2 separate regions of the Homo sapiens genome follow, and region 1 is linked to region 2. A link is a loop called in an ENCODE intact Hi-C map of the cell type or tissue named here. Cell type or tissue: heart right ventricle. All regions are shown on one strand. Each heading gives the region's core, and the rest is flanking DNA. Links, peaks and the distances in the headings are about the cores only. Region 1 holds the start of PLA2G4B (phospholipase A2 group IVB). Region 2 overlaps EHD4 (EH domain containing 4).

Evidence for each region. Hi-C counts contacts between places; a loop is a spot of excess contacts. Peaks named below come from ENCODE experiments on the same cell type or tissue, not always from the same donor. Only the 100,000 strongest peaks of a DNase experiment are listed, where the experiment ranks them.
Region 1: it touches region 2 in a loop (2.1-fold over the local background); 49 of 110 quality-filtered maps call a loop at or near these places.

Annotation. Positions count from the first base shown.
Region 1 is chr15:41,830,737-41,839,917 of GRCh38, forward strand. JMJD7-PLA2G4B (JMJD7-PLA2G4B readthrough) reads left to right here. Exons shown (of 25, transcript NM_005090.4): 2 at 4,004-4,157; 3 at 4,234-4,487; 4 at 4,852-4,908; 5 at 5,412-5,507; 6 at 5,739-5,815. JMJD7 (jumonji domain containing 7) reads left to right here. Exons shown (of 8, transcript NM_001114632.2): 2 at 4,004-4,157; 3 at 4,234-4,487; 4 at 4,852-4,908; 5 at 5,412-5,507; 6 at 5,739-5,815; 7 at 6,045-6,204; 8 at 6,332-6,845. The coding sequence ends at 6,420. It overlaps PLA2G4B (phospholipase A2 group IVB), which reads left to right and starts at 8,111. Exons shown (of 20, transcript NM_001114633.2): 1 at 8,111-8,186. The coding sequence starts at 8,178. In heart right ventricle, for the core only: no CTCF peak of the experiment used is centred there; no DNase peak of the experiment used is centred there.
Region 2 is chr15:41,899,716-41,908,896 of GRCh38, forward strand. EHD4 (EH domain containing 4) reads right to left here. Exons shown (of 6, transcript NM_139265.4): 6 at 1-1,466. The coding sequence ends at 930. Among named protein-coding and RNA genes, the nearest start is that of SPTBN5, 10 kb to the left of the region's middle. RefSeq lists enhancers at 3,909-4,413, 4,414-4,917, 5,239-5,308. In heart right ventricle, for the core only: CTCF peaks have their summits at 4,996 (motif pointing left) and 5,201; a DNase peak (open chromatin) is centred at 4,996; H3K27ac peaks cover 5,929 bases.

The DNA.
Region 1 (9,181 bases), core at 859-8,858, 69 kb before region 2:
CCCCACTGTCAGCACCTGATCAGATCATGGAGCAAAGTTGAGGCCGAGCCTGGGTGCTATTGCAGTGCTGACACACCAGCCCCCTGCCTCCTTGGCCCCCTCTGGCCTTTGGGTGCCAACGAGCATGGGAGGGAGGCCAAGAGGGGCTGAGGGCAGCTCAGTGCTGGCCTGCAGGCACCCCCTTGGCACAAACAGCTTGGGTGCCGTGAATGGTGGCAAGAGGCAGACAGGTTCCTGGGTGGAAGGTGGCGGGTCCCGGTGAAGCCCGACCTTCAAGCCAGGGAAGGCCTGAAGCCTGGGGGCTGGGCTGCCGGTTCCATGGACCGGAATGGGAACTTTTGGTGCTTTTTCCGGCCCACCCATGGCTGCCCATGGACCAATAGGCATGTACCTCCTCCCCTGTGAGACCCATAAAAAGCCCCTGACTCAGCCAGACCAGAAGAGACGATGGGACGACCAGCTGCGGGGAGGAGCTACCCTCTCTGCTGAGAGCTGGAGAGATGACAGGACAACCTGCCCACAGAGAGGAGCTACTCTAGCCAGGGAAGCAAGCAGGCATGCCAGCTCTTTCTTTTCCAGTATTCCTGGGCCCAGTGGGGTCTTCTCACTCAGTTACAATATTTGATCTAAGAACATTCACTTTCCAACTGATCAGAAAGTAAAGGTGACTGGCATGGTGTGGCTGTGAGAGATGCAGTGTGACCTCAGAGGTGAACATCAGTGCCGGGACCATTTGGAGCAGGATGTGGTAACCACCAAATGGAAACCACGGCCTTTTGGCTCGACCTAGAGCATGAATGTAGCAAAGCGAAGCCCTGTACACTTTATAAAAACCAGCAGAAAGACACTCCAGTCTGAGTGAGCAGCTGGAACAAAGCTCTGCTGAGCTGAACACTCAACAGGACTACCTGCCTGCAGAGAGAGGAGCTATCCTCTTTGCTGAGAGCTGAACACTCGTTGGGACACCCTGGCTGCGGAGAGGAGCTGCCCACTGTGGGTCTCCTCTGAGCTATCCTATGGCTCAGTAAAGCTCCTCTTTGTCTTGTTTACCCTCTGCTTGTCTGTGTGTACCTCATTCTTCCTGGATGCAGGACAAGAATTGGGACCTGCTGAGTGGCGGGGCTAAAAGAGCTGTAACATGAAGAGGACTGAACCATGCGTCTTGCTCGCCACATTGTGGGTGTCCAGAAGGAAAGAAGAACTGCGGCCCTTTGGGGAGTCCAGACCCAGGAGCTTCCCAAGCTGGGGTTCTGACACCCTCTTTAGGGCTCTGCGGTTCCTGGTATCTGCAAGCTTCCAGGCACCACCATGCTTCCCAGTGTCAGCTGTGGAAGCTGCTTATGGTACACCTGGTCTAGCTGCAGCCTTGCAGGAAACCAGCACCTGTGTTGGCACCTGAAGCTGCCTGCCCCACCGCAGCCCACATGCCTAGCTGTGCGCAGTGGCCAAACCCCACACTCATTCGCTCACACACCCCTCGCTGCCCCACTCGCCCTTGGCAGGTGTGGGATCCAGGCCGGTAGCATGAGCTGAGCACAGCCTGCAGGGCCGAGTGGGCCCAATGGGCCCGAGCAAAACAGGCAAAGGCATCACTGGCCACAGAGGTTTCCAGCTGGTAAAGCAACACCCCAAAGATCCCGTGACAGTTTATGGCTGCGGTGAGCTATTATTGCGTCACTGCACTTCAGCCTGGGCAACAGAGCAAGACTCTGTCTCTTAATCTCAGCGAGTACAACAGGAAGATGTACTGAGCCCCAGACCACCCCATCTCTCAAGGTGACTGCTTGGATGGGCTGGCGTGACTGGGAAGGCCTTTGCCACTTTGCTGTCTCCTGGATTCCATATCTACTGGATGGGTGCCATCTTGCCTCTAGCCAGGGAAGCAAGCAGGCACACCAACTCTTTCCTTTCCAGTATTCCTGGGCCCAGTGGGGTCTTCTCACTCAGTTACAATATTTGATCTAAGAACATTCACTTTCCAACTGATCAGAAAGTAAAGGTGACTGGCATGGTGTTGCTGTGAGAGGTGCAGCGTAACCTCAGAGGTGAACATCAGTGCTGGGACCATTTGGAGCAGCATGTGGTAACCACCAAATGGGAACCACGGCCTTCTGGCTCGACCTAGAGCATGAATGTAGCAAAGCGAAGCCCTGTACACTTTATAAAAACCAGTAGAAAGACACTCCAGTCTGAGTGAGCAGCTGGAACAAAGGTACCACCTGAATAGAGGGTGTGTGGCAAGGGCAGGCACGAGACAGGAAATCAGACTGGAAGAGTAGGTTGGGCCTGGTCATGCGTGCCAAGGCAGGCAGCATTCTCTAAGGAGCAGTGGTAAGCCATCAAGGCATTTGTTACTAGGGGTGTGACAATATGAGATTGTATTTTCAGAAGATGACTGGGGCTATGATGATGAATGCTTTGGGTGGGAGTGGAATTAAGCCAGAGAAACCAGCTAGTTCACTACTGCAACCATCCAGCCAGGATACTGGAGACTTTTATTCAACATTAGGCAAATACTTGCTGAGCACATGCTATGTGCTAGGTACTGTTCTAGGTCCCAGGGGTGCATCAGTGAACAGACAACTGTCTCTGCCCTTGTGGAGTTCACATTCTAGCAAGGGTGAAAGAATGATAAACAGTTTATGTAGGTGAAATACATATATATATATATATATATATTTTTTTTTTTTTTTTTTTTTTTTGAGATAAAGTCTTGCTCTGTCACCCAGGCTGGAGTGCAGTGGCACGATGATAGCTCATTGCAGCCTCTACCTCTTGGACTCAAGTGATCCTCTGGCTTCAGCCTCTAGCGTAGCTAGGAGTATAGGTGCATGCCACCATGTCCAGTTAATTTTTAATTTTTTTGTAGAGATGGGGTCTCCCTACGTTGCCAAGGCTGGTCTTGACCTCCCGGCCTCAGCAATCCTCCTGCCTCTGCCTCCCAAAGTGCTGGGATTACAGACATGAGCCACCACGTCTAGCCCTAAAATATATAGCATGTCAGATGGTGATGAATGCTAACGAGAAAAAATACGGAAAGGGATATAAAGATTTGCAGCAGGGGGACAGATTATAAATTTAGAAAGTATAGTCAGAGAAGGAAGTCTTATCAATGTGATATTTGAGTGAGGACCCAAAGGAGGTAGCTGGAATGTGGATGCCAGTGGAGGAGAGGAGACGGTGGGTTTGAGAGACATAGGAGACAGAATCAACAGGACTCAGAGCCAATCAGTAGGATGACGGGAGTGAAGGAGAAAGCTGAGTCAAAAAGATTTTGATTAGAGGTGACACAGGGCCACTGTAGACCCCTGCGCAGGCGGCACACCACGCAGCCTGCCGAAGTGTACGTGGTGGCCCTGGGTGTCTGGAGATGGTGATGCTGTTCAGCAGGACCCAAACCATAGCCGAGCCCTTCCTTTTCCTCCATTGGTGTCATCTGGTAGTTTGTCTTCCCGGGTAAGAAGGTTGTAAATTTCTTAAGATGATGATTGTGTCATCCCTGATAGCCCCAGATTAGCCAAGCCAAGTGCTGAGCACATTCCTGGTGCTCAGTAAATGTCACTGTTAAAGGGGGCTTCCCAGAGCCACACAACACCCAGAATAGCCCGTGGCCATGGGGCCTCAGCCTTACTCATTCTGGAGCTCCCAATGCCACTTCCATGGTGGCCTTTCCTGGTAGATGCTAGGAGGCTGGCCTCTCCAGGGTGGGAAGGCATAGGGTCCACTGTGCAGACACAGCCCCACAGGGGATTTGGCTTATGGGCTGGGTAGCAGCCTCTGGCCCTGTGGACGGTCAGGGCCCATGCTGGTGTGTGTGCGTGATGCTTTCTGCTTTCATTTTTCCGTCCTCATCTTTCTATTACTGGTTGTCCAGGGTCCTTTGGTCACCAACGAGCATTTCCCAGTGACACAGCGCGGCCTTTCCAGGGAGGGCATCTCTTGGGCAGGGACTGGGTGCTGCAGACATCAGCCCTTCCATCCCCTGTCTTCTTCTTTCTCTCAGAGCTCTGCGTGCCTCTTGCTGTGCCCTACCTGGACAAACCCCCAACTCCGCTCCACTTCTACCGGGACTGGGTCTGCCCCAACAGGCCGTGCATTATCCGCAACGCTCTGCAGCACTGGCCGGCCCTCCAGAAGTGGTCCCTCCCCTATTTCAGGTGGGAGCTGCCCTGGGGTCAGGTGTGAGCAGTGATTACTGGCATCTGGGCATGGGCTGAGTGTCCATTCCTCTAGAGCCACAGTGGGCTCCACAGAGGTGAGTGTGGCCGTGACCCCAGATGGTTACGCGGATGCCGTGAGAGGGGATCGCTTCATGATGCCAGCTGAGCGCCGCCTGCCCCTGAGCTTCGTGCTGGATGTGCTGGAGGGCCGGGCCCAGCACCCTGGAGTCCTCTATGTGCAGAAGCAGTGCTCCAACCTGCCCAGCGAGCTGCCCCAGCTGCTGCCTGATCTGGAATCCCATGTGCCCTGGGCCTCCGAAGCCCTGGGTGAGTGGAGGTGGGGTGGTCGTGGCCCTGGACAGGGAAGATATGGGAAGGAGGGGGGTCAGCCTGTTTGCCCTTAGGTGATGACCTGGCCTATGGGCTTGGTCCTGTCAGCATCTGGTGCAGCTCACTAAATACATTCCCAGGCCTTGACTTAATCATAGATGAATTGCCAAAGATTGTTGTCCTTCCTTCTGCCCCAGGGAGGGAGGACCCCTTCCCCAAGATTTCCCAACCTCTGCCTCTTCTCCCTGACCCCTTTCTTGGGATTCTTCTGTGCTCACCCAGGTTTTGGCTCTGGCATCACTGGATGGCAGCTTTCCCCAGCCTGGCCTTCCTAACTTGCTCTCTGCCTTCTGCCCTGCAGGAAAGATGCCCGATGCTGTGAACTTCTGGCTGGGGGAGGCGGCTGCAGTGACTTCTTGTAGGTGTAAGGGGAATACAAAGGTGGGGAAGGAGCAGGTTGGGGCAGAGGGAGGGAAGACGAGGCCAGGAGTGGAGGGATGGCCCTGGGTGGAGGTTGGGCTGTTCTCTAAGATTTCTTTTGGCTTCTAGGACTCGGGCACCACAGAGGGTTTCCCCTGACAGCTGAGGTCGGGGAATGGACCCATGGCATTGGGGGCGGGTGCATTGTTTCTTCTAGACCCAAAGAAACCTCCCTGAAGGCCCGCTGGGCCAGGGGGTAAGTGTAGGAGAACTTCCCCTCTTGTTGAAGAGGAGTCCAGGGCCTGGTGAGCATCAGGTCCCTGGTAGGCAGAGTTCCAGAATGCCCATCAGAGCCCCTGGCATCTCCAGCCCACTGGCTCTGTGCGTGCTTCTCTTTTGTCATAGGACGTCTTGGGGTGCAGGGCTCTCAGCATGATGGTTTGCCTCCTCCCGTGCCCCTGCCCTCCATACCCTGCCCCCGGGCCTTCTTTCTGTTGGCAGTGCACAAGGACCACTATGAGAACCTCTACTGCGTGGTCTCAGGAGAGAAGCATTTCCTGTTCCATCCGCCCAGCGACCGGCCCTTCATCCCCTATGGTAGGGGATGTGGCCTGCAGGGAGGGGCTGGGGAACAGCTGGCCCAAGGGGGAGGGAGGCAGCAAGAGCCTGGGAGGCCAGTTCCCAGGCCTGAGGTGTGGCTGTGGCATCCCCAGTGCACCAGGGCCCCTGATCCCCTTGCCCCTGCCCAGGGCTGGCTGGGGTGGAGGAGGGTCTGGCAAGTTCCAGGCTGTTTGCAATTCCCCCACACCCTTCTCCCTTGGGCTCCAGAGCTGTACACGCCGGCAACCTACCAGCTAACTGAAGAGGGCACCTTTAAGGTGGTGGATGAAGAGGCCATGGAGAAGGTGTCTGTCCTGTTCTTGGGCTCTAGGGAGGGAGAAGGGCAGAAGCCTGGCTCTGAAGAACAGGCACAAAAGATCTGGGGAGGTGGCACCTTGCTCTGAAAAGTCTCTAAGTCTGAGGCCTTTCACTGCTGAGCCAAGCAGGGCCTGTGGTGTTGACCTTTGGAAGGGACAGAGCCTGAAGTCCTGGGGGGTCTGGGGGGCTGCTCCCTGGCATCTGATGTGTTCCCAGGTGCCCTGGATCCCACTGGACCCCTTGGCGCCAGACCTAGCACGGTACCCTAGTTACAGTCAGGCCCAGGCCCTTCGCTGCACGGTGCGGGCCGGTGAGATGCTCTATCTGCCGGCTCTGTGGTTCCACCACGTCCAGCAGTCCCAGGGCTGCATCGCAGGTGAAGAGTTGCCCAGGCCGCCTGGGGAGAGGCCCTGTCAAGGTCCAGCAGGGCCTCTGGGGGGAGGCTTGGGAGGCTCTAGGTCAGAAGAGGGATCTTCATGCTCAGATCCCCGTTCTTCCCACAGTGAATTTCTGGTATGACATGGAATACGACCTCAAGTATAGTTACTTCCAGCTGCTCGACTCCCTCACCAAGGCTTCAGGCCTTGACTGATGGAGCACTGGTGAACACCACCAAGCACGCCTCGGGGGACGGAGCCAGCCCCTCCCTGGCCAGGTCAATTCTCGAGAGAGCCTGGAGTGTGCATGCTGGCTGCTGGCCCCGGGTCCAGCATGGCTTGAGATCAGCTTTGGAGGATCTTGGAATGTGGTCATAAGGACTCAAGGTGCCAGGCAGGTCTGGGTGAGGGTTCTCAGGAAGTTGCCACACAGGTGAGCAGAGTGGGGATCAGGTGCAGCGGCACCTCTCCCCAGCGCTGTGATGTTGGGCGAGTCACTGCGTCTCGGGCATTGGTGTCCTGTCAGTAAAGAGATAATAATGGCTGTACCTCGCGGGGCTGTTGTGGGCTTGGAGATGATGTCTATGAGGACCAGCATGGAGCTGGCACACAGGACATGTTGAATAAAAGGTAGCTGTGAGTCGTATGTCCTTTTTTTTTTTTTTTTAAGATGGGGTCTCGCTCTGTCACCCAGGCTGGAGTGCAGTGGTGTGATGTCAGCTCACTGCAAGCTCCGCCTCCCAGGTTCACACTATTCTGCCTCAGCCTCCCAAGTAGCTGGGACTACAGGTGCGTGCCACCATGCCCGGCTAATTTTTTTGTATTTTTAGTAGAGACGGGGTTTCACCGTGTTAGCCAGTATGGTCTTGATCTCCTGACCTCGTGATCCACCTGCCTCGGCCTCCCAAAAGTGCTGGGATTACAGGTGTGAGCTGCTGCGCCTGGCTTATGAGTCGTATGTTCTGATCCTCCCTCTTGAAGTTGCCTTCTGTGGTCTAAGGAGGGCCTGAAGGTTCAGGTAAAAACTTCAGGGTGACCTTCACTGGGGGTGAGGGCTGGATCCCAGCCTGGGCCCAAAGAGCCGTCAGCTGCCCAAGTCCCGCTGTCCATGAGAGTCACCGCAGCCCCTCCCTGGGACAAGCAAGCAGACCTGAGTCTTGTAGCTCTCTGGTCCGGACCTCTTTGCCCAGGACCTTGAGAGCTATTCCTAGCTCTCCTATGGTTACTGTCCTCCCCCAGTTCAGGGGCAGCAGGTGGGACCTGGTGCCCTGGGGATAACCCCTGTTTCTCCCATAACAGGCACAGGCAGGAAGGGACGGAAGCCCCCGCCTCTCCTGGGGCTGTCCCTCTGAGGAAAGAGTTGGTCTCCACACGCTGACCCCCCCACAAACCATGCCCTGGAGGCAGAAGAACCCCCTGCCCCTGAGTGCCAACCCACAGGCCTCATCCCTGGCCACTCAGCACCTAGCTTTGAAGGGCTGTTTTATGTGACAGCCACTCCCCTGCCTGTCGTGAGGGGGCCCGGGTGTTCATCTCAGATTGATGGATCCCTGCCATCAAGACTGGGCATTCCTGTCCAACAGGTGCCAGAGTTGCGAAAGGCCTGTGACAGGGAACTCCACTCTTCCCTTGGCTGCTGTTCTGGGACTCACCCCTGCTTTCCTTCTGCTCAGCCCCTGGCAGCAAGCTCTCCAGGCTGGGATTGCAGGGCTGGGTGGGGCAGGCCCAGCTGGTAAAGGCTGGCGAGTGCCACAGAGGTATCAGGAGCTCTAGTATAGGCTTAGGGTGCCTCATTTCCTGGACAGGTGGCTGGTTCAGGAGTGGGTGTGGAGCTTAGGTGGAGCAGAGGCGGCGGGTAGGAGGGACTTGGGACCAATTGGGACATCACATCCCTGGCTCTGGGTTAGAAAGCTGACAGTCCTTGATCCTGTGGCCACTGCCCCATCATTCCTGCTCCTGAGGACTCAGTCTCATGGCTGTGGTAAGGCCTGGCAGGGCCCTGGGTCCCTACTGGGACCCCTGGTCTCTACCTGGGGCCTAGTTAATATGTTTCTTATGGGAGCTGTGGTCTTCTCCAGGGGTAGGGAGGGGAGTTTATTGACCACAAGACCAGGGTAGCGGGCAGAAGCCAGGGGAGGAGGAGGCTTGGGGATGAGGGATCCGTCCTGAGTGTTTTCTGTCCTGGGAACGGGCTCCTGGCAGAGCTCCCTGGCACCACAGATTTGGGCCCTGGAGACTCAGAGGCTCCCAGCTGCCGCCCTGAGGCCCTGGAAGCAAGTGGCTCCTCCATGCTCCTCTGACTCAGTTGCCTGGAGTGTGAGGGCCCTGGGCTGACCCTGGTGGATGAGGCCCTCCAGCACTGCCCTGGACCTGGTTGCTCCCTGGACTTGACCTGTTAGGGTCCTTGTGGAGGCAGGTGGAAGGCCGAAAGGAAGCAGTTGGCACAGGCTTCCCTGGTCCCGGTGCGCCTGCCAGGCTGCATTCCCAGAACCAGGGGCATGGGTTTGGAGGGAGCTACCGGGGGACCATCTTCAGCCTGACCTGGCAGGACCTGGAGGACATGACAGCCTGTGAGGGGTCTGAGCTAGGAGCCGCCTCCCCTGCCCAGGAGAGAGCCCATTTCCAGGATGCTCTTCTGACCAGGGTGGAGGGAGGGTACGAGAGCAGCTCAGCCTGGGGCCCAAGGCCCTGATGTGCTACTTCCCCTCCCTCGATAGCTTATGTCCCCTGCCACCCAAGACCAGCCGGAAAGCTGCTTAGCTGGGGTGTGGGCTGGGGATGTGGGGTGGAGAGCCTAAAGGATACTAGCCCGAGAAGGTGGAAGCAGGTCTGTGTGAGGCATAAATCTGGAGCCAGCCTGCCCGGGCTCCAACCCCAATTGTGGACCTCAGGCAAGTGACTGCTTCTCTGTGCCTCAGTTTCCTTGTGGAGTGGGCCATCGTAAATAGTATCTGTGCATAAGGTGGTTGTGCGATA
Region 2 (9,181 bases), core at 434-8,433:
TATTTAATGTTTGAGGGCCACACTAAACGATCACTGCAGAGAACCACCTCTTTTCTTTACTGTAGTTTAAGTATGATAAGTGGGCTTTGCTATTACTTATTGGAAAAACCAGTAAGAAAAGCTAATTTTCAGGCTTCAATGTGATTTGACATGCAAACGGGAAGTTTTGCCAGGGGTTAATAAAGGTTGTGAATTCCAAATTCCTAGCCGAATATGGCTTTGCTGGTAAGCCCCCTGGAAGGGAGGTTGGGAGGGCTGACCAGATGGTCATCGGGGCACTGGGATGGAGGCACGCTGGGGCCTGACTGCCTGCTCTGCTGGAGACTGCAGAATGGATGGCAGATCCACAGTGCATCCCCCTTCCAAACCCAGGAGGCATCTGTCGCCTTCTCTTTGGTAGACAGTCTGGAGACAGCAGAAACCCTCTGCTCTATTTTTTTGCCACTCTAAATATAGCAGAAAACAAAATAAAATAAATAAGATAATCTTTGCTGCCTCCAGGTGCCCTCTGAGGGACAGACAGCTGCTCCAGAGTTGTTCATGAGGACAAAAAGCCCAGGCAGCCTGGAGACCCAGCTGCTCTGGGTGAGCCTTAGCTCACTTCCTGTGGTTCCTGGGACTTACCAGGCCCACCCCCATGCGCATTTCTCCAGGCAGGTTCTGAGGACTCTTTGGACAATTTCTCTTTCTTCTCAACCCTTCAATCTCCTAATCCACCCCCCTACCCCCAATATTTTCATAGAAACTAAGGGAATTTTGGAGGTGAAAGAAGTCATCTAGTTTCCAGTGTCCACCCTCCCCATTCTACAGATGGGGAAACCAAGGCACAGAGAGGGCAGTGCCTTGCCCAAGGTCATTCGGTGAGTCAGTGGTGGAGCAGGCCTGAGGCCCAGGTCCCCCAGTTCCCACCCCGTTCTGCAGCCCACCCCTCAGTCGGCCTTGGGCAGGGACTTCCTGTGCGAGGGGGGCACGAGGTGGGGGGGCAGGCTGCTGGGCAGCTCGTAGCCGTCGAGCTTGATCTTGATGAGGTGCTTGGCCAGCGCGAACTCCTCCTCATCAAGCATGCCGTCGCAGTCGCAGTCGGCCAGCTTCCAGATCTTGCCCAGGACGCTGTTGGGCAGCTTGGAGGTCACCATCTCCTTCTTGGCGTTGACACCTGATATCTTGCCATTGATGGGCGACAGAGTGTAGAAGAGCTCGTCGTAGACGGGCTTGTCTTTGGCCACGACCCACTCCTCCTCGTCGGCGCCCTCCTTGGCACCCTCCCCGTAGCCCTGGTTGAAGGGGCCCTCGGTGGTGCCATCGAAGGCGCCGCCCTGCACCAGCTGCGTGGGCGTGCTCGTCTCCTCCTGGCTGATGAGGTTCATGAGGGGCGAGATCTTGTTGCTCAGCATGTTGTCCACTGCCTCGATCAGCTTGGGCTTCAGCGAGTGGAATTTGGTGAAGTCATAGTTCTCAAGCTGTTCCTGCAGAAGGACAAACCACAGGATGGGTTACATGTGGTCTCTTCAGGGGGAAACAGTTGGGGGCCACTGGAGGGAGACTAATTCTGCCCCAGGCAGACGTCCCACCCACTACTCAGGAGTGCACTCTTTGGGAGCTTCCCACATCCAGATGTACCACATATAGGAGTGGTTGTTTTGGAACAAGAAACAAGTGTTTTTCCTATGGCAGCCAATCTCTGCTGGTGGCCGCATGAGCGACAGCAACCTCCGAGGACTCTGAGAAACCTTCTTTCACCTGCCTTTTTAAAAATGCTCTAGAGTTAGTATTCTATTTCTCAAGGGATTTCACTACACACTTCAGCCGATCTTCATAGCAATCCTGGGAGGAAGGAGGGGCAGGCATTTAGAACCACATTTTACAGAGAGCTGTGAGGGGCTGTCTGGCAGAGTCAAAGCAGAGCCCCTGTCTCCTGGCTCTTGACTAATGCTCTCTGTGCTGGAACACAGAGCTGTGACAGAAGGACTATGTTTACATAAAACAACTAATTAAATACCTTGTTTTCGGAACACGTAAAAAAATGTAGTGTAGGACAGCTTCTTAGTGGCTCTAACCTCTTATGAATGAGCTGAGGGCGCTACTCAACAGGAACCCCGTAGGACCAGCCCCACCAAGTACGGCCTGACCAGGGGCACCTGTGCTACCCCAGGAAGGTATCGAGGCAGGGCCACGGAGACCTTGCATATACAACATAATCATCATGAATCCACTGTCATTTCTAAAATATGGACAAATAAGCAAAAGCTGGAACTTGTAAGAGCAGGGAGTAGGGCTGGGGAGCACGAGGGAATAAACGTAGCTGGTAAGCCTGAGTATCACTGGCCAGGTCAGGACATATCTTAGCTCTACCTGTTGAGTGAGGCAGCCTGTCAGCAGACAGAGCAGCAGAAGCACAGGCTCTAGAGGGGGCCTGGGAAACACTGTGACTGCCCAACCAGGCTGGGGCAGACTACAGGATGCCACAGAGGCTCTGTGGATGGCACCGTAGAAACTGACCTTCCTACCTTGGTTCTCCTTGGTTACTCCATCCATCCATCCATCCATCCATCCATCCATCCATCCATCCATCCATCCAACAACCCACCTGTCCAACTAATCCTCCAACTAACCATCCATCCATTCAACCAACCCTCCATCCATCCATTCAGCCAACAATTCATCCATCCATCCACCTACCCGACCAACTTTTATTTGTCATTTACTCTGCACCAGCCCCTGTTCTGGGGCTTGGGGATACAGAATAAATATGAAAAGCCATAATTCCTGCTTTAAATGAGCTTATGTTGTAATGGAGGAAGGATACTCCAATTGTTTAAAAAAGGACTTGACATAACACAGTGAAAAGGATAACATGAAATCTATAAAGTCATTAGAAAGAAAAAAGCCAAGTCATTAAAAGGGAGAGAGGGGCCAGGCTCAGTGGCTCACACCTGTAATCCCAGCACTTTGGGAGGTCAAGGTGGGAAGACTGCTTGAGCCCAGGAGTTCAAGACCAGCCTGGTCATTAGACCCATATATATATATATACATATGTATGTGTATACATATATGTATGTGTGTATATATATGTATGTGTATATATATGTATGTGTATATATATGTATGTATATATATACATATGTATATATATATGTTAGGGAGAGGAAGGGAATAATCACATCAGATGGCTAAGGTTAAGGAAAACTACCGCCTGTATAAGGAGAAGAGCTCAGTTGCCCAGGGGGACCCCTGGGGACCCTCACTGTCTAAGGAGAGAAAACACTTGTTTATTGCAAGAGACAAACTTTCTGTGGCTCTGAACTGCGAGAGTTACCTAGAGCTTTACATGACAGGCTTCAAAGATCTGATGAAAAGTGTCTTCAACAGTAGTTTTATTAAATAAATGCAGAAATGTTCCAGGTATGGCAGGTTTTATATGTGAAGTATTTCTGTATGTACAGTTCTAGAGGGGGCCAAAGAGAGGCCATGCAGGTGTGCAATTTTCTGGAGATGAGGCAGGGAGATTTGCAAGGAAAAGTCAGACCTCGCTGTTTTGGACAGAAGCAATGTGACAGGCTGCTAGGAAAAAAAAAAAAAAACTTGGTGTTATCATAAATATCATGCTTTCTTGTAAAAAAAAAAAACAGAAAAAACTGGTAAGCAAAACTAAAAATTTAAAATAATTTATAATCTCATCATCTGGCAAAAACCTCTGCTAGCATATCTGGGCATGCATTTCTAGCCATTAACATACATACACACACACACACACACACACACACACACACACACACTGAAACAATACCACACTCTTAACAAATAATATGTCATATATTTCTGTGGTATTAATTTTTACATAACCTTTCTCTTAACAGTTACAGAATATTGAACTTAGACTGTAGAGCTGGGCCATTCTTAATTAACCCTGTCCCCTATAGCTGGACACACAGGTTGTTTCCAATAGAGAATCAAAATCATGGTCTCTAGGGTGGCAGGGCAGGAATTCTGGGCTGACATTTGGAAGGGGATTCCTGGGTGGTAGTTGGTGGGGGGACAGAGCTGAGAAATATCAGCTAAACGGGCTGACATTTCTCTAGGGAAGGGACTCTGACATATTCTCAGGAAGTAAAGTCAGCAGCCATCAAACCATGCAAACCCAGCGTGTGGCCCCTGCTCAGCTCAGAGCAGCGGGTACTGCAGGCCGGGTCTCTCAAACGCAGTCACTAGCATGTCACTCCTGACATCAGCACCAAACAATGCGGCCTGCACTTCGGGCTCCTGCCACCAACATCTCAATGGGCCAAGGAGATGGAAAAGAGAACGCTAAGCAGGTGGAGGAGCAGGCGTCCCCCACAAAAATCCCAGTGCTGCTGGGTCAACGAGTTTGGATTCCCCGGGTGCGTGAACACCTACCCCATTTCCTTAAGAATGAGCCTGCGCTCAGAGCGCACACAGAGCCCCTGTGTCTGGCCCAGCAGACAAAGGAGGGTGATGCCTGCCCAAACTTCCCACCAGCCTGCAGGGGCCGTGGATTCCGACTGCAGAGCTCTGGAAAACTGGCAGGGGGAGTGGCCGCATATTTGCAGGGGTGGACAGGAGGCAGCAGTTATTCCTGTCCTGGGAGGCAGGCAAGAAATAAACCCTCCATTCTCATCCCTGTGGTCCCCCCCAGGCTTGACCGGGGACTGCGGGGGCACCAGTTAAACCATCATCATGTCACTCCTGACATCAGCACCAAACCATCATCATCCCTGCCCTCTGCCACGGTGAGTCCAAAACAGTTCTTATTGGGATGAATACACACTGGGGAACTTAAAGGTATTTGCCCATCAACAGTTGTATCCACTAAGCCAGGACCCTGGAATTGCTCCCTCTCAAGAGGCAAAGGTCAGTTCCCAGCCCCGTCTCTGGTGGGGCTGTCCCTTGCCCATTAATTGCCAACATTAACCAGAAGAGTTTTCAAATCCACCAGAGGGTCTGAGCAGATGGGGCTGACTCTGCTGCCCTCTGCTGTTGAAATGCTGCCAACTCATGAGCTGAGGGGTCCAAATTCTCCTTCCAGTCAGAGGAGCAGAGTCAGCAGTAACGGTGGCCCTTCGGGTGCTCATCTTGTCCTGCAGTATTAACACTGTGCTGTCAGTCACGGTCCCTCCCCAGAGCGTGCCAGGCACGCACAGGCAGCCACACAGGTGGGTTGCAGGGCCTGTCCCAGCTCAGGGAAGGGCCTTCAGAATACACTCTCCTCTCACTGCTACAGCTAAGAGTCACTCTGACCAGCTGGCTCCATGAGAGAACAGGGAGAATAACAACCTAAAGCTGGCATCAGCGAGCTCTCTGCGTGACCCTGATATGTGCAAAGATCACAGTGTGGTCACTTCTAAGCGTATGTCCCCCCTCTGTCAAGGCCTATGTTACAGAGGATGTTAGACTTTAACAGCCTCAGGGATGGGACAGGCCCTAACCCACACACGCGCCCCTCAAAGCTTCCGGTGACAGCAAGCTAGCTTGCAGTATCAGGTGACACTAAGCATTCCTGACAGGCTCCAGGCTGCCTTGTTCCTTGGGGATTCTCCGAAGGAATGGGGTGATGTGACTGGGCCTCAGCCTACTTCCCAAGGAGGCCTCTTCCTGCAGCTTCTAGGGGTTGGCACGGGGAACCCCTGGTCTATAAGCCCTGTGGGAATCGAGGCTGCGTCAGGGCCTGAGAGCCTGCTGTGATATGGCCTTACACTAACTTACTAATTCACTTGGCTTGTGTGAATTGAGCACTCACCACGTCCTAGATGCTGGGGATATGGCAGTGAACAGGGCATGGGTCACTGACCTCATGGAGCCACAGACTTACGTGGGAGAGAGATACTAAATATCAGACATCAGATAATTCAATTACATGGAAGCACAACAGTGCTCATATTGTAACAAGAAACATGTGTCCTTACAGTGGGGTTGCTGTCAATTATTTTTACCCCCATTTGTTCATTTTTTCTGTTTTTTGACAGGGTCTCCTCTGTCGCCCAGGCTGGAGTGCAGTGGCGTGATCATGGCTCATAGCAGCCTCGACCTCCGGGCTTAAGCCATCCTCCCACCTCACCCTCTCAACTGGCTGGGAACACAGGCATGAGCCAACCACACCTGGCTAATTTTAAAATATTTTAATGGATATCGGGTCCCACTATGTTGCCCAGGTTGTTCTCCAACCCCTGGACTCAAGCAGTCCTCCCATTTCAGACTCCCAAAGTGCTGGGATTACAGGCGTAAGCCACTATGTCCAGCCTCATTTGTTCATTTTTTTGTGTTGATTTATTCCAGGGGCCTAGAACAGTGATAGCAGCAGGAGGCAGAAAAATGCTGAGGCAGATAGGGGTGGGTCTCCAGTGAAACCCTATCTTCAAGCCAAAGGCAGTTTAAAGCCTGCAGGCCAAGCTACAAGTCAAATCCATGGACTGGATTGAGAACCTGTCTTTCCATTTGGCTGCTTTTCTTTGATTGATCCTCACCCTTCACCTATTTTACATATACCTACCCTTCCCTAATTGTTTTTACACTGTTATGTCCACCTTTGACTGGTGCCTTTGTTTTAACCTTTTTTGCATACTCACAAATCAATCAGCATGCACTCCTCTATCCTGTGCCTATAAAAACCCCAGACTCAGCCACACTGGGGAGATGACCTGACTTCAGGAGAGACAACCCAATCTTCCCATCCCCTCTTCACTGAGAGTTGTTTTGTTGCTCAGTAAAATCCTCCACCCTCATCACTCTTCAATTGTCAGCATGACCTTATTCTTCTTGGATGCAGGACAAAAGCTTGGGACCCACCAAACGCAGGTACCCAGAAAGGCTGTAACACTGGCCCTCTGCCCTCACCATTGCAGGGTAGCCGTGCCACTCAACAGAAGCAGTGGTGGGGTCGAGCTGGACCGGAGCCATGGGCCAGAGTGGGGCAAGAGGGTGACTGAGCTGCTAACATGATGCACAACTAAAAGAGCTAATTAGCACACTGTAGCACCCCCTCTGGGGCTTTGGGGTTGCGGGCATCCCTGCCTGGGCACTGCCACGTTCCCCTTGGGGTGACACACCTGGTCTGGCTGCAGACCATGCACAGAGCCTGCTCCTATGTCAGCACTTGGAGTGGCTGGCTGGATCCTGCACTTGCTTGCTCACCCACCTTCCGTGGTGCTAAGGTACTGGGCATAGACCTGAGTCCAGGTGATTCTCAGCAAAGGCTTGGCCCTCCTTGTACCCTCCATCTCAGTGGGCCATGGCTGCTCCTGAGATCATGCTTTCCTTGTTGCCTTCCCCCAGCTCAGAGGACCCTGGGTGTCTTCTGACCTGGCCAGCCCAGGCTAGCTTTGTCATGAGTAGCTCTGGTCCCAGAGCCTGCTCCCTACATTATCGGGCTCACAGGGGACCAGCAGGAGAGGCCTGGCAAGGGAGGCCTCTGTGGAGCCCCAGGGCTCAAGAGCAGCGTCTCCCTGTGGCAAGGCACTGTAGCAACTTCAGGAAGCCAGCGAGGCACAGAGGCCCCAACTGGGCCACAGCTCAGGCTCTGTATTTCTTTATAACTTTCATTTAGGTCAAGAAACCAAGTTCCCTTCTGAAATATCTGAAGGGTACAAGGAAACAGCTGTCTTACTCCTTGGTCATGGGATACAGGGCATAACCAGGGGTGTGAATGGGGAAGTTGCCCAGGGAGACTGCTCCTGGAGGCCACAACAGCCCTCCAATACCACCTGGTGACCAGAAAAACCCAATTCAGCTTGTGAGCACAGGAATACCCATTTCACTGCTGGAAGAAAAGAGACATTTCTCTGTTGTGTGTGCGTGTATATATTTTTTTGAGACGGGGTCTTACACTGTTGTCCTGGCTGGAGTGCAGTGGTGCGATCTTGGCTCACTGCAACCTTCACCTCCAGGGCTCAAGTAATCCTCCTACCTCAGCCTCCCGGGTAGCTGGAACTACAGACATGCACCACCACACCTGGCCAATTTTTTTGGATTTTCTGCAGAGACGGGGTTTCACTACGTTGCACAGGCTGGTCTCTTGACTCCTAAGCTCAAGTGATCTGTCCGCCTTGGCCTCCCAAAGTGTAGGGATTACAGGTGTGAGCCACTGCGCCCAGGCTCTGTGTGTGTGTGTGTGTGTGTGTGTGTGTGTGTGTGTGTGTGTGTGTATATATTTATTTATTTTTTGAGATGGGGTCTGCCTGTGTCACCCAGGCTGGAGTACAGCAGTGCGATCTCAGTTCACTGCAACCTCTGCCTCCCAGGTTCAACAAATTCTCCTGCCTCAGCCTCCAAAGTAGCTGTGATTATAGCCACCACACCCGGCTAATTTTTGTATTTTTAGTAGAGACAGGGTTTTACCATGTTGGCCAGGCTGGTCTTGAACTCCTGACCTCAGGTGATCTGCCTGCATCCGCCTCCCAAAGTGCTGAGATTACAGGCATGAGCCATCACACCCGGCCCTCTGAATATATTTTAAAATAAATACAGCTAAAGCATATTGGGTCAGATCAAATATATTAGACTGATTCACTCTGAATCCAGGTGTAAAGAGCTGTCATCAAAACAGCAAGAAAAACCCACCTCTGAGTTAGTGTATAATTTATATAAAGCTTGCATTAAAAAACCCCTTAGGATCAAAGTTCCCCTCTCATCACCTGCTGGCCCTTGCCTCTTCTGCCCGACCTTCCCTTCTCCCTGTATCCTCTCTGCTTTCACCTTTCCCTCCTCCTGCCTCGGGCTGTACCTGCTTGCAGTTTTTAATCTATGCTGGCTTCAATGCTGTCACTCTGTGGCTCAAGGCAAAAGATGGTAACTGGTGGTCTCTGTGTGCAGCCCATATGCAGGTGGGCTTTGTTTGTCCTACATAGTATTTTTTTGAGCCTAAATGTGAAAATCAGGTGATCTGACATACAAATCCAGATTTCCAGCTTCTCTTGAGCCTTCCAGGTCTGTAGTCCCACAAGGCAGTGACCACTGGGCTAGACGGGGCTTCTGCATTGTCCAATCTGCCCTGCCATGAGACCCCTGACATGTTCTTAGCACACCTCGGGATGGTTTTCTTCCTTGCTGACACATGTTTCTTGGAACCTTCTTCTCTATCAAACGTGGGAAAACCAAAGGCAGCCAGAGAGGGTGACAGAGTTTCTCTTTCGCCTGGCCTGCTCCACTGTTTGCGTTACTGGGTGGTGGC